Linked DNA regions of Homo sapiens: region 2 is linked to region 1. Evidence: read pairs that join two places in POLR2A ChIA-PET (ENCODE). Cell type or tissue: HepG2. All regions are shown on one strand. Each heading gives the region's core, and the rest is flanking DNA. Links, peaks and the distances in the headings are about the cores only.

Region 1 (5,367 bases), core at 233-5,232:
AGATCGCGCCATCGCACTCCAGCCTGGGGGACAAGAGCGAGACGTCGTCTCCAAAAAAAAAAAAAAAAAAAAAAGGTAAAGAAAGAAAAAAAAAAAGAAGAGAAAACAAAAAGAGCCCAGATGCACACTCAGGCGACAACTAAATATAAATATCTGGGCTCATGCCTGTTACAGTGGCTTATGCCTGTGACCCCAGCACTTTGTGAGGCTGAGGCAGGAGGATCACTTGAGCCCATGAGTTCAAGATCAGCCTGGGCAACATGATGAAACCCAGTCTCTACTAAATATACAAAAAGTTAGCCAGGAATGGTGGCATCCACCTGAGGTCTCAGCGACTCGCGAGGCTGAGGTGGGAGGATCACCTGAGCTCGGAAGTTCAAGGCTGCAGTGAGTCAAGAATACGCTACCGCACTCCAGCCTGGGCAACAGAGTGAGATCCTGTCTCAAGACACAAACAAACCTCTGTGGAATGACCCTCGAATTGTGCTAACAGAGGAGGTCCTGGGACCTCCTCATCAGACTCTGGGAGAGAGAAGGGGCCCAGGCGGTTGGCAGGTTTCCTTTTATTGGTTCTAGACAGTTTGTGGAAGGAAGAGATGAGGCCATCTAGAGGCCGGCAGGCTCGCCCAGTGCCCCAAACACTGCCACCCTGAAGTAGTGTTGGAAGCTGCTCCAGGGATGTTGCAGCCCTAAGCACAGTGACAGGTGGGGGCAGGAGCAGCAGGGGTCCCCGAGGTGTTGAGAGGCTGGTGAGGGCACAGAGAAGGGACCTCCTGGGGCTGAGGCCCCTGGTGGCCCTATGTGTTGGAGCACGCTGGCGCTTGTCTGTCCGGCCTCCAGTCACGCCAAGGCCTCCTGCCCTGACCACCAGCAATGCTGGCCTCAATGTGGCTGAAGCTGGACGTGTGACTTTGACCCCGTGAGGGGGTCCTGGGAGGGCTCAGTTGCTGCCGTTGCTGTCGTCACTGTCCAGGTATGCACCCAGTTGGCTCAGGGAGGACGCGCCAGGCGTCAGGGGTGTAGGGTTGGCCTCCTTCCTGTTCTGCGGGGCTCCTGGTGGGAGAGCGAGAGTTAGCTCATCTCAGCTCCACAGCAGACAGGCCAGGGACAAGGCACGGGGCCGGCCACCTCTGCAGGTTTGCAAGGTCCAGAGGTGACAGCATGTGAATGGCCTGGCCTTTCTGGATGGCACCTGATGGGACCCATTGCAGATTTACATCTGCACACCCGGGACTCAACAGCTCCGCTTCTGAACAATGGCCAATGCAAACCTTGCCCAGGCAGGCAACGTGCGCTGCCAAGAATGGAAATGGCGCAAAGTTCACAGTCCAGTCACTGTGGACTTAATCGCCTTAGGAAACATCATACTAAGGCAACTAAAAGACAAAAACAGGCCGGGCGCGGTGGCTCATGCCTGTAATCCCAGCATTTTGGGAGGCCGAGGTGAGTGGATCACCTGAGGTCGGGAGTTCCAGACCAGCCTGACCAACATGGAGAAATCCCACCTCTACTAATAATACAAAAATTTAGCCGGGCGTGGTGCTGTAGTCCCAGCTACTTGGGAGGCTGAGGCAGAGAACTGCTCAAACCAGGGAGGCGGAGGTTGCGGTGAGCCGAGATGGCACCACTGCACTCCAGCCTGGGCAACAGAGCAAGACTCTGTCTCAAAAAAAAAAAAAGAAAAAAGAAAAAAGAAAAAAAGAAGCCGCCTGCCTTCTCTGCTCACTCCACTAATTGGTCCTGTGGGGGTCGCAGGCCGCCCCCACCCACCCCATGAAGTCTCTGTAACTGCAAAGGGAGCTGCTGCCACCTACAGGCCACTATAGAAACCGCGCCCGGCTCTGGGAACTCTGTGACCTTACCTGGGGTGGGGGCCGCCTGAGGCTGCCCGTTGCTGCAGTCCGGGTCGGCCTTTGCCTTCTTCACCACGACCAGCCTCGACAGCGGGGGCCGGCTGCCCAGGCTGCCAACGCTCTGCTCCCAGACCTCCACCTTCCTCTTGGGCTTTGGGGCCTGCAGGTGATGGGGACACATGTGGGGGTCTGGCCCGGATCCAGGGCCCAGTCTGGCCCCTCGCCACAACCCCTGCTCACTGCCCCATGCCCACTCTTCCACTGCTGCACTGACCACATTCCTCCTCTGCTCTAAACTCCTCTATGGCTCCCCACTGCCCTAGGCTTGGCACTCAAGGCCTCTGCCCATTCTCCATCCCACATAGCCTGGTCTGGCACTTCCTGAGTCACACCATGGCTTCTCATCTCCACGCCTTTACCCATGCTATTCCCTTCACCAGGGATGCCCCCTTTTCCATGCACTCGCTTGGTGAACTCCTACTCACCCTTCAATACCCAACACAAGACACCCCTCCTCTGAGAAGCCCATCATGGTTCAAGCTCACATGCAGGCTGCATGTCCACGCTCACAGTGCCCTCTGCTGGCTGTTATAACTCTCTCCCCAACTCTGCCGTGAGCTCCTGTCTTCCCCACTGCTGGCTCTGCGGTGCCACAAACAGTTCCTGGCACAAGGAGGTGCTCAATGTACTTGAGAGAACGAGTGAAAATGGAGGAAGCCGCCTTGAGAAAGAGTTAGGGGCAGGTAGAAAAGGCCTCCAGCTCCTTAACTGCAACAGAAGGGACCCTTTAATCTATATTATTAAAAAAATTTTTTTGGGGGGAAGGTCTCACTCTATTGCCCAGGCTGGAGTGCAGTGGTGCAATCATAGCTCACTGCAGCCTCGAACTCCTGGGCTCAAGCGATTCTCCTGCCTCAGCCTCCTGCAGGTGCACGCCACCATGGCAGGCTAACATTTTTAATTTTTGTAGAGACGGGATCTCGCTATGTTGCCCAGGCTGGTCTCAAACTCCTGGCTCAAGCGATCCTCCCGTCTCAGCGTCCCAAAGAGCTGGGATGACAGGCGTGAGCCACTGCATCTAGCCTCTTCAATCTGTTTTATGTTTAAATAGAGGAAGTGGTAACCACTGGGTTAAGGAAGTCCCAATGGGTGCTCTGCCCTCACGGAGCTCACCGTGTGGGGAGGGAGAGGGACAAGGAGACCAATACCCAGGATAACATCCATCTGGGTGAGAGAGAAGCCAGGGTGCGTGAGCTTGAATTGTGAGGATGAGCTTCTCAGAGGAAGGGCGTCTTGCATTGGGTATTGAAGGGCGAGTAGGAGTTCACCAAGCGAGTGCTTGGCAAAGGGGGCATCCCAGGTAAGGGGAATGGCATGGGTAAAGGCGTGATGAGAAGCCACAGTGTGATTCAGGAAGTGCCAGGGCAGGCTAGGTGGGATGGAGAATGGGCAGAGACCTTGAGTGCCAAGCTGACGGTGTGAGGGGCGGCCACTGCTAAGGTGGTGGAGAGGCCTCCTTAAAGTTGTGGCTCTGGGCCGGGCGCAGTGGCTCATGCTTCTAATCCCGGCACTTTGGGAGGCCAAGGCAGGTGGATCACGAGGTCAGATAGAGACCATCCTGGCTAACACGGTGAAAGCCCGTCTCTACTATAAATACAAGAAATTAGCCAGGCTTGGTGGCACACGCCTGTAATCCCAGCTACTCGGGAGACTGAGGCAGGAGAATCGCTTGAACCTGGGAGGCAGAGGTTGCAGTGAGCCGAGATCGTGCCACTGCACTCCAGCCTGGGTGACAGGGCGAGACGCCGTCTCGAAAAAAAAAAAAAAAAATGTCGTAGCTCTGGGCTGATGTCAAAATGAGGAAAAGAAGTCAAAAGGCACAGATGGCCAGGCACAGAGGCACACACCTGTAATCCCAACACTTTGGGAGGCCGAGGCGGGTGGACCACTTGAGGTCAAGAGTTCGAGACCAGCCTGGTCAACATGGTGAAACCCCGTCTCTTTATTAATAAAAAGAAAATACAAAACCTAGCCAGGTGTGGTAGCACACGCCTGTAATCCCAGCTACTCAGGAGGCTAAGGCAGGACAATTGCTACAGGCTGGGAGCCGGAGGTTGCAGTGAGCCGAGACCGTGCCACTGCACTCCAGCCTGGGCGAAAGAACAAGACCGTCTCAAAAAAAAAAAAGTTACCTAGGTTAGTTCCCAAACCTGTTTCTACAGGTGGTACTCATCATCATTAAACTAAACTAAGGATTGGGAGGCCAAGGCGGGAGGACTGCTTGAGGATAGGAGTTTGAGACCAGCCTAGACAACATACAGACTCGCCTCTAAAAAAAAAAAAAGAAAAGAAAATTAAAAATTAGCTGGCTGTGGTGGCACACACTACACACTTGTGGGTCCCAGCTACTTGAGAGGCTGAGGTGGGAGGATCATTTGAGCCCAGGAGTTGGAGGCTGCAGCGAGCTGTGATCGCGTCACTGCACTCCAGCCTGGGTGACAGAGCAAGACCTCATCTCTAAAATAAAAATAAAATAAACCAAGAAAACGCAAGTGTGGAGATATTCCTTCCTATAAAAGTTAGGGTGAAGGTTTGAAAAGTCTTGATGAAGGTGAATCACGTTAAAACCAAATAAAACACCTGCTATCAAATCAGGTAGAGGCACAAGACTGAGGGAGTAAATCAAAAAAGGTTGGACTGCTTTCAAAGTACCTTTACTCTGTTGATTCATTCAAAAAAAAAAGAAAAGAAGAGAGGAAGTTGTAGACAATGAATTCTGGGAGTGGTTTATGTGAGAACCACAGTGTGAGAACTCTAATCAGAGGACACAGCTTCAAAGAAAATGTCTTTTAGAAAAATGTCTTGGGGCCAGACATGGTGGCTGATGTCTGTAATCCCTGTGCCTTGGCGGGAGAACTGCTTGAGGCCAGGTGCGTGAGACCAGCCTGGGCAACACAGCAAGACCGCATCTCTGCAAAAAGAATTTGAAAAATTAGGGGCCAGGCACAGTGGCTCACGCCTGTAATCCCAGCACTTTGGGCGGCCGAGTCAGGTGAATCACCTGAGGTCAGGAGTTCTAGATCAGCCTGGCCAACATGGTGAAACGCCATCTCTACTAAAAATACAAAAATTAGCCGGGCATGGTGGCAGGCGCCTGTAATCCCAGCTACTTGGGAGGCTGAGGCAGTAGAATCGCTTGAACCCGGGGGGCGAAGGTTGCAGTGAGCCAAGATCACACCACTGCACTCCAGCCTGGGCAACAAGAGTGAAACTGTCTAAAAAAAAAAAAAGAAAGAAAGAAAAGAAAAATTAGCCAGGCGTGGTGGTGCGTGCCTGTGGTCCCAGCTGCTCAGGAGACTGAGGTGGGAGGATTGCTTGAGCCTAGGAGGTTCAGGCTGCAGTGAGCTGGGACTGCATTACTGCACTCCAGCCTGGGCAACAGAGTAAGACCCTGTGTCAAACAAACAAACAAAAAAGGAAGAAAGAACAATCGTTTCTTTTTTTTTTTTTTTTT
Region 2 (5,367 bases), core at 299-5,298, 71 kb before region 1:
TCGCTTGAACCCGGGAGGCGGAGGTTGCAGTGAGCCGAAATCATGCCACTGCACTCCAGCCTGGGCAAAAGGAGCAAAACCCTGTCTGAAAAAACAAACAAACAAAAAAACGAAACAAAAATCAACTCTCTGACCTTACTTAGTATAGCTGATACTATCAACTTTATCAGACAGTTCAGTGGATGAACACATTGCCACAGTCCCACGGCCTTTCTGTGATTTCTAGAACACCTGTTCTGCTATGTATACAAAGTCTAGCCCTGGTAACTACTAAGGAAATTGAATTTGTAATTTAAAAACTCCCAAAAAAGCAATCTCCAGACCCAGATGGTTTCACTAAGGAATTCTGCCAAAGGTTCAAAGAAGAATTAACACCAATTTCACATCATCTCTTCCAGAAAATTGAAGGGGACACTTCCCTGTTCATTTTATGGAACTATGACCCTGATACCAAAACCAGATAAAGACGGTACAAAGAAAGCAAGCTACACCCCATATCCCTCATGAAGACGTGCAAAAATCCTTAACAAAATATTACAAAGTAGAATTTAACAATATATAAAGTGAATTATACACCATGACAAGTGGGGTTTACTCCAGGGACCCAAGACTGATTCAGTATTCAAAATTAATCAATTGTCCACCATATTAAACAGGCTGTGGTAGGCAGAATAATGGTCTCTTAAAGATATCCACGCCCTAATTCCCAGAATCTGTGAATACGTTAGGATACGTGGCAAAGGGATTTGAAGATTAAAGATAGACGCCAGGCACAGTGGCACACACCTGTAACCCCAGCACTTTGGGAGGCCTAGACTGGAGGATCACTTGCACCCAGGAGTTCAAGACTAGCCTGAGGGCCGGGCACGGTGGCTTATGCCTGTAATCCCAGCACTTTGGGAGGTCGAGGCAGGTGGATCACAAGGTCAGGAGATTAAGACCATCCTGGCTAACACAGTGAAACTCCATCTCTACTAAAATAAAAATACAAACAAATTAGCTGGGCATGGTGGCACGTGCCTATAATCCCAGCTACTCGGGAGGCTGAGGCAGGAGAATTGCTTGAACCTGGGAGGCAGAGGTTGCAGTAAGCCGAGATCGCTCCACTGCACTCCAGCCTGGGTGACAGAGTAAGACTCTGTCTCAAAAAAAAAAAAAAAAAAAGACCAGCCTGGGCAACATAGCAAGAACCTGTCTCTAGTAAGTGTAAAAATTAGCTGGGCGTGGTGGCAGGCACCTGTAATCCCAGCTACTTGGGAGGCTGAGCCAGGCGAATGGCATGAACCTGGGAGGCGGAGCTTGCAGTGAGCCGAGATCACGCCACTGCACTCCAGCCTGGGCTACAGAGCGAGAGTCTGTCTCAAAAAAAAGAAAAAAAAAAATTAGCCAGGTGTGGTGGCATGCAACTGTAGTACCACCTACTCTGGAGGCTGAGGCTGGAGGATCACTTGAGCCTGTAAGGTCGAGGCTACAGTGAGTCATGATCGCCCCACTGTACTCCAGCCTAGGCAACATAGTGAGAACTCATCCTTAAAAAAGGAAAATAAATTAGCTGGGTGTGGTGGTGCCCACCTATAGTCCCAGCTCTTCGGGTGGCTGAGGCAGGAGGACCGCTTGAGATTGGGAGGTCAGGGCTGCAGTGAACTATGATCGTGCCACTGCACTCCAGCATCGACAACAGAATGAGACACCGTCTAAAAAAGAAAAATTGCAGATGAAATTAAAGTTGCTAGTCAGCTGACTTTAAAATAGGGAGAGTAGCGTGGATTATCCAGGTGGGCCCAATGTAATCATTAGGGTCCATCAAAGTAAGAGAAAGGGCCAGGTGTGGTGGCTCATGCCTGTAATCTCAGCACTTTGGGAGGCTGAGGCGGGCAGAAAACTTGGGGTCAGGAGTTCGAGACCAGCCTGGGCCAACATGGGGAAACCTCGTCTCTACTACAAATACAAAAATTAGCCAGGCGTGGTGGCGGTCACCTGCAATCCACGCTAGTCAGGAGACTGAGCTTGGACTCAGTCTCTGAACCCGGGAGGCAGCGCAGTCTCTTGAACCCGGGAGGCAGAGGTCGCAGTGAGCCAAGATCATACCACTTTACTCCAGCCTGGGCAACAGAGTGAAACTCTGTCTCAAAATAGGAAAAATAGATAAATAAATAAATAAAGAGACAGACCATGTCTCTGTCTTTGCAGATATAGCGAAGATTATTCTCCCATTCAAGTAGACTTATACATTCTCTCTGTTCTCAGTTCCACACCGGAGAGGCGGGGATTTCCCTAGGATCACTGGACCTGCTGGGATCAGCCTCTGCCCAGCCCTGGCAGGGGAGGGAGTTGACGGGCTGACACAGGAAACTCCCCTGAAACCTGTTTCTCAGCTTCCCGGCCCAGCTGGGGCACCCACTGGAAGGAGAGGCCAGGCGGAAGACCCTGGCTCCGTCATGGCCTCTGCCCTGAGGCCACCCCGTGTCCCCAAGCCTAAGGGTGTCCTGCCTTCACACTACTATGAGAGCTTTCTAGAGAAGAAGGGGCCCTGTGACCGGGTAAGGTGGGGAGGCGGGGGCTGGCCCTGCTGGGCCACCGTGGGGAGCTGCGGCACCTCTCTGAGTCCCTGTCTCCCCACTCGCCAAGGGGGGGCGGGGTGGGTGCTGGATGGGGCAGGACACGTGCTGGGGGACTGGGGTGGGTTCTGGCCATCTGCCTCTCTGTGCGTCTATCTCTGTCTCCGTGTGTCTTTGAATTTGGTTTCTTTTTCTCTTTCTCTCTCCCTGGCCCCGTCTGTCTCTCCCGATGTCTGTCTCAGTCTCCCTCTCTCTTTGTCTCAATCTTTGCTTTTGTCTCTCGTTCACTCTCTTGAATACAAACAAGATCAGGGACTTCCTCCAGGAAATGGGGAGTCCTCTGACTCCCGAGCTTCCTCCCGCTCCCAGCCCAGGAAAAACTCCGTGAACCTCAGCTGCTGGGGCGAAGGCCAGGACAGGTGACATGTGAGGACAGTAAGAGCTAGCGGGGGCCACATTCCACAGGACAGATAGTTGCCATGGACAGTGCGTGCATGTGTGTGTGTGTGTGTGCTTATGTCTCCCTCAGAATAAAGTCCCAGCCCCTCCGTTCCCCGTGAGGCCCTATCTCTCCTTCCCAATGCCGCATATTCATTTTCTTTCTTTCTTTTTGTTAGAGACAGAGTTGCTCTGTCACCCAGGCTAGAGTGCAGGGGCACGATCATGGCTCACTGTAGCCTCAAACTCCTGGGCTCAAGTGAACCTCCCGCCCCAGCCTCCTGAGTAGCTGGGACCACAGGCATGCACTGCCTCTTCTGGCTTTTATTTTATTTATTTATTTTTGAGACTGAGTCTCACTCTGTCACCCAGGCTGCAGTGCAGTGGCACCATCTCGGCTCACTGCAACCTCCACCTCCCAGGTTCAAACGATTAAGCGATTCTCGTGCCTCAGCCTCCCGAGTAGCTGGGATTACAGGTACGCACCACCACACCTAATTTTTGTATTTTTAGTAAAGACAGTGTTTCATTTTGTTGGCCCGGCTGGTCTTGAACTCTTGACCTCAGGTGATCCACCTGTCTCGGCCTCTCTAAATGCTGGGATTACAGGCATGAGCCACCGCACCCAGCCTTTTTTTTTTTTTTTTGAAGATGGGGTCTTGCTGGCCAGGCGCAGTGGGTCACACCTGTAATCCCAGCACTTAGGGAGGCTGAGGCAGGTGGATCACCTGAAGTCAGGAGTTTGAGACCAGCCTGGCCAATATGGTGAAACCCCGTCTCTACTAAAAATACAAAGATTAGCCGGGCGTGGTGGTGCGTGCCTGTGATCCCAGCTACTCTGGAGGCTGAGGCAGGAGAATCACTTGAACCTGGGAGGCAGAGGTTGCAGTGAGCCAAGATCGTGCCACTGCACTCCAGCCTGGGCAACAGAGCAAGACTCCGTCTCAAAAAAAAAAAAAAGATGGGGTCTTGCTATGTTGCCCAGGCTGGTCTCAAACTCCTGGCCTTAAGTGATCCTCCTGTCTCAGCCTCCCAAACTGCTGGGATTAGAGGTGTGAGCCACCATGACTGCCTCATTTTCTAATACAGATCAAAACAAACACCCCCAGCTCCTCCCTGCCCATGTCCCCGCCTCTGCCCCTGAGGTTCCCTTACCTGTAGTGGAGTAGACTTTCCTTCTACCTCCATACATCCAAATCCTCCCCAACCAACAAACCCTTTAGAGCCAGTAGATCACTGCAGTTAAGAAAGATAATGGGGGAGGCCGGGCTTGTGGCTCACGCCTGTAATCCCAGCACTTTGGGAGGCCGAGGCAGGCGGATCACCTGAGGTCAGGAGTTCAAGACCAACCTGGCCAATATGGTGAAACCTCGTCTCTACTAAAAAATACAAAAATTAGCTGGGTATGGTGCCAGGCGCCTTAATCCCAGCTACTTGGGAGGCAGAGGCAGGAGAATCATTTGAGCCTGAGAGGCGAAGTTTGCAGTGAGTCAAGATCAAGCCATTGCACTCAAACCTGGGGGACAAGAGCGAGACTGCTCTCAAAAACAAAAAGAAAAAAAAAAGAAAAGAAAGATAATGGGGGCCGGGCGTGGTGGCTCACGCCTGTAACCCAACACTTTGGGAGGCCGAGGTGGGAGGATCACTTGAGGTCAGGAGTTCAAGACCAGCCTGGCCACATGATGAAACCCCATCTCTACTAAAAATAAAAATAGCTGGGCGTGGTGGTGTGCACCTGTAATCCCAGCTACTCGGGAGGCTGAGGCAGGAGAATTGCTTGAACTGGGGCGGGGGGGTTGCAGTGAGCTGAGATGGTGCCACCGCATTTCAGCCTAGGTGACAGAGTGAGACTCTGTCTCAAAAAAAAAAAAAAAAAAAAAAGGCAGTGTGCAGTGGCTCACGCCTGTAATCCCAACACTTTGGGAGGGCGAGGCCGGCGGATCACTTGAGGTCAGGAGTTCGAGAACACCCTGGCCAACATATAGTGAAACCCCACCTCTACTAAAAAATACAAAAATTAGCTGGATGTGGTGGTGCGCACTTGTAATCCCAGCTACTTGAGAAGCTGAGGCAGGAGAATGGCTCGAACTGGGAGGTGGAGGTTGCAGTGAGCCGAGATCGCACCACTGCACTCCAGCCTGGGCGACAGAGCAAGACTCTGTCTCTTAAAAACAAAACAAAACAAAACAAAAAAGATCATGGGCCCGAATTAAGAAGACCCAGGTTCTAATCCCGGCTCCACACTTTCCTTACTCCCAGGCCTTATGCAAGTGACTTAATCTTTGAGCCTTAGTTTTCTGTCTTCTGAAATAGGGAGTTAGGGCTGTAGTCACAGTTCACGTGTTGAGGACTTGACTCAACGCAGGCCCTG

Evidence for each region. Peaks named below come from ENCODE experiments on the same cell type or tissue, not always from the same donor. Only the 100,000 strongest peaks of a DNase experiment are listed, where the experiment ranks them.
Region 2: POLR2A ChIA-PET joins it to region 1 with 11 read pairs; 21 of 35 experiments call an interaction of 5 or more read pairs at or near these places.

What each region holds. Positions count from the first base shown.
Region 1 is chr19:4,264,270-4,269,636 of GRCh38, reverse strand. It overlaps YJU2 (YJU2 splicing factor homolog), which reads right to left. Exons shown (of 8, transcript NM_018074.6): 7 at 1,863-2,013; 8 at 549-1,053. The coding sequence ends at 941. Among named protein-coding and RNA genes, the nearest start is that of SHD, 12 kb to the left of the region's middle. In HepG2, for the core only: CTCF peaks have their summits at 637 (motif pointing left), 1,811 (motif pointing left) and 2,436 (motif pointing left); DNase peaks (open chromatin) are centred at 1,276 and 2,436.
Region 2 is chr19:4,335,825-4,341,191 of GRCh38, reverse strand. It overlaps STAP2 (signal transducing adaptor family member 2), which reads left to right and starts at 2,365. Exons shown (of 13, transcript NM_001013841.2): 1 at 2,365-2,540. The coding sequence starts at 2,439. In HepG2, for the core only: no CTCF peak of the experiment used is centred there; DNase peaks (open chromatin) are centred at 2,311 and 3,011; H3K4me3 peaks cover 1,700 bases.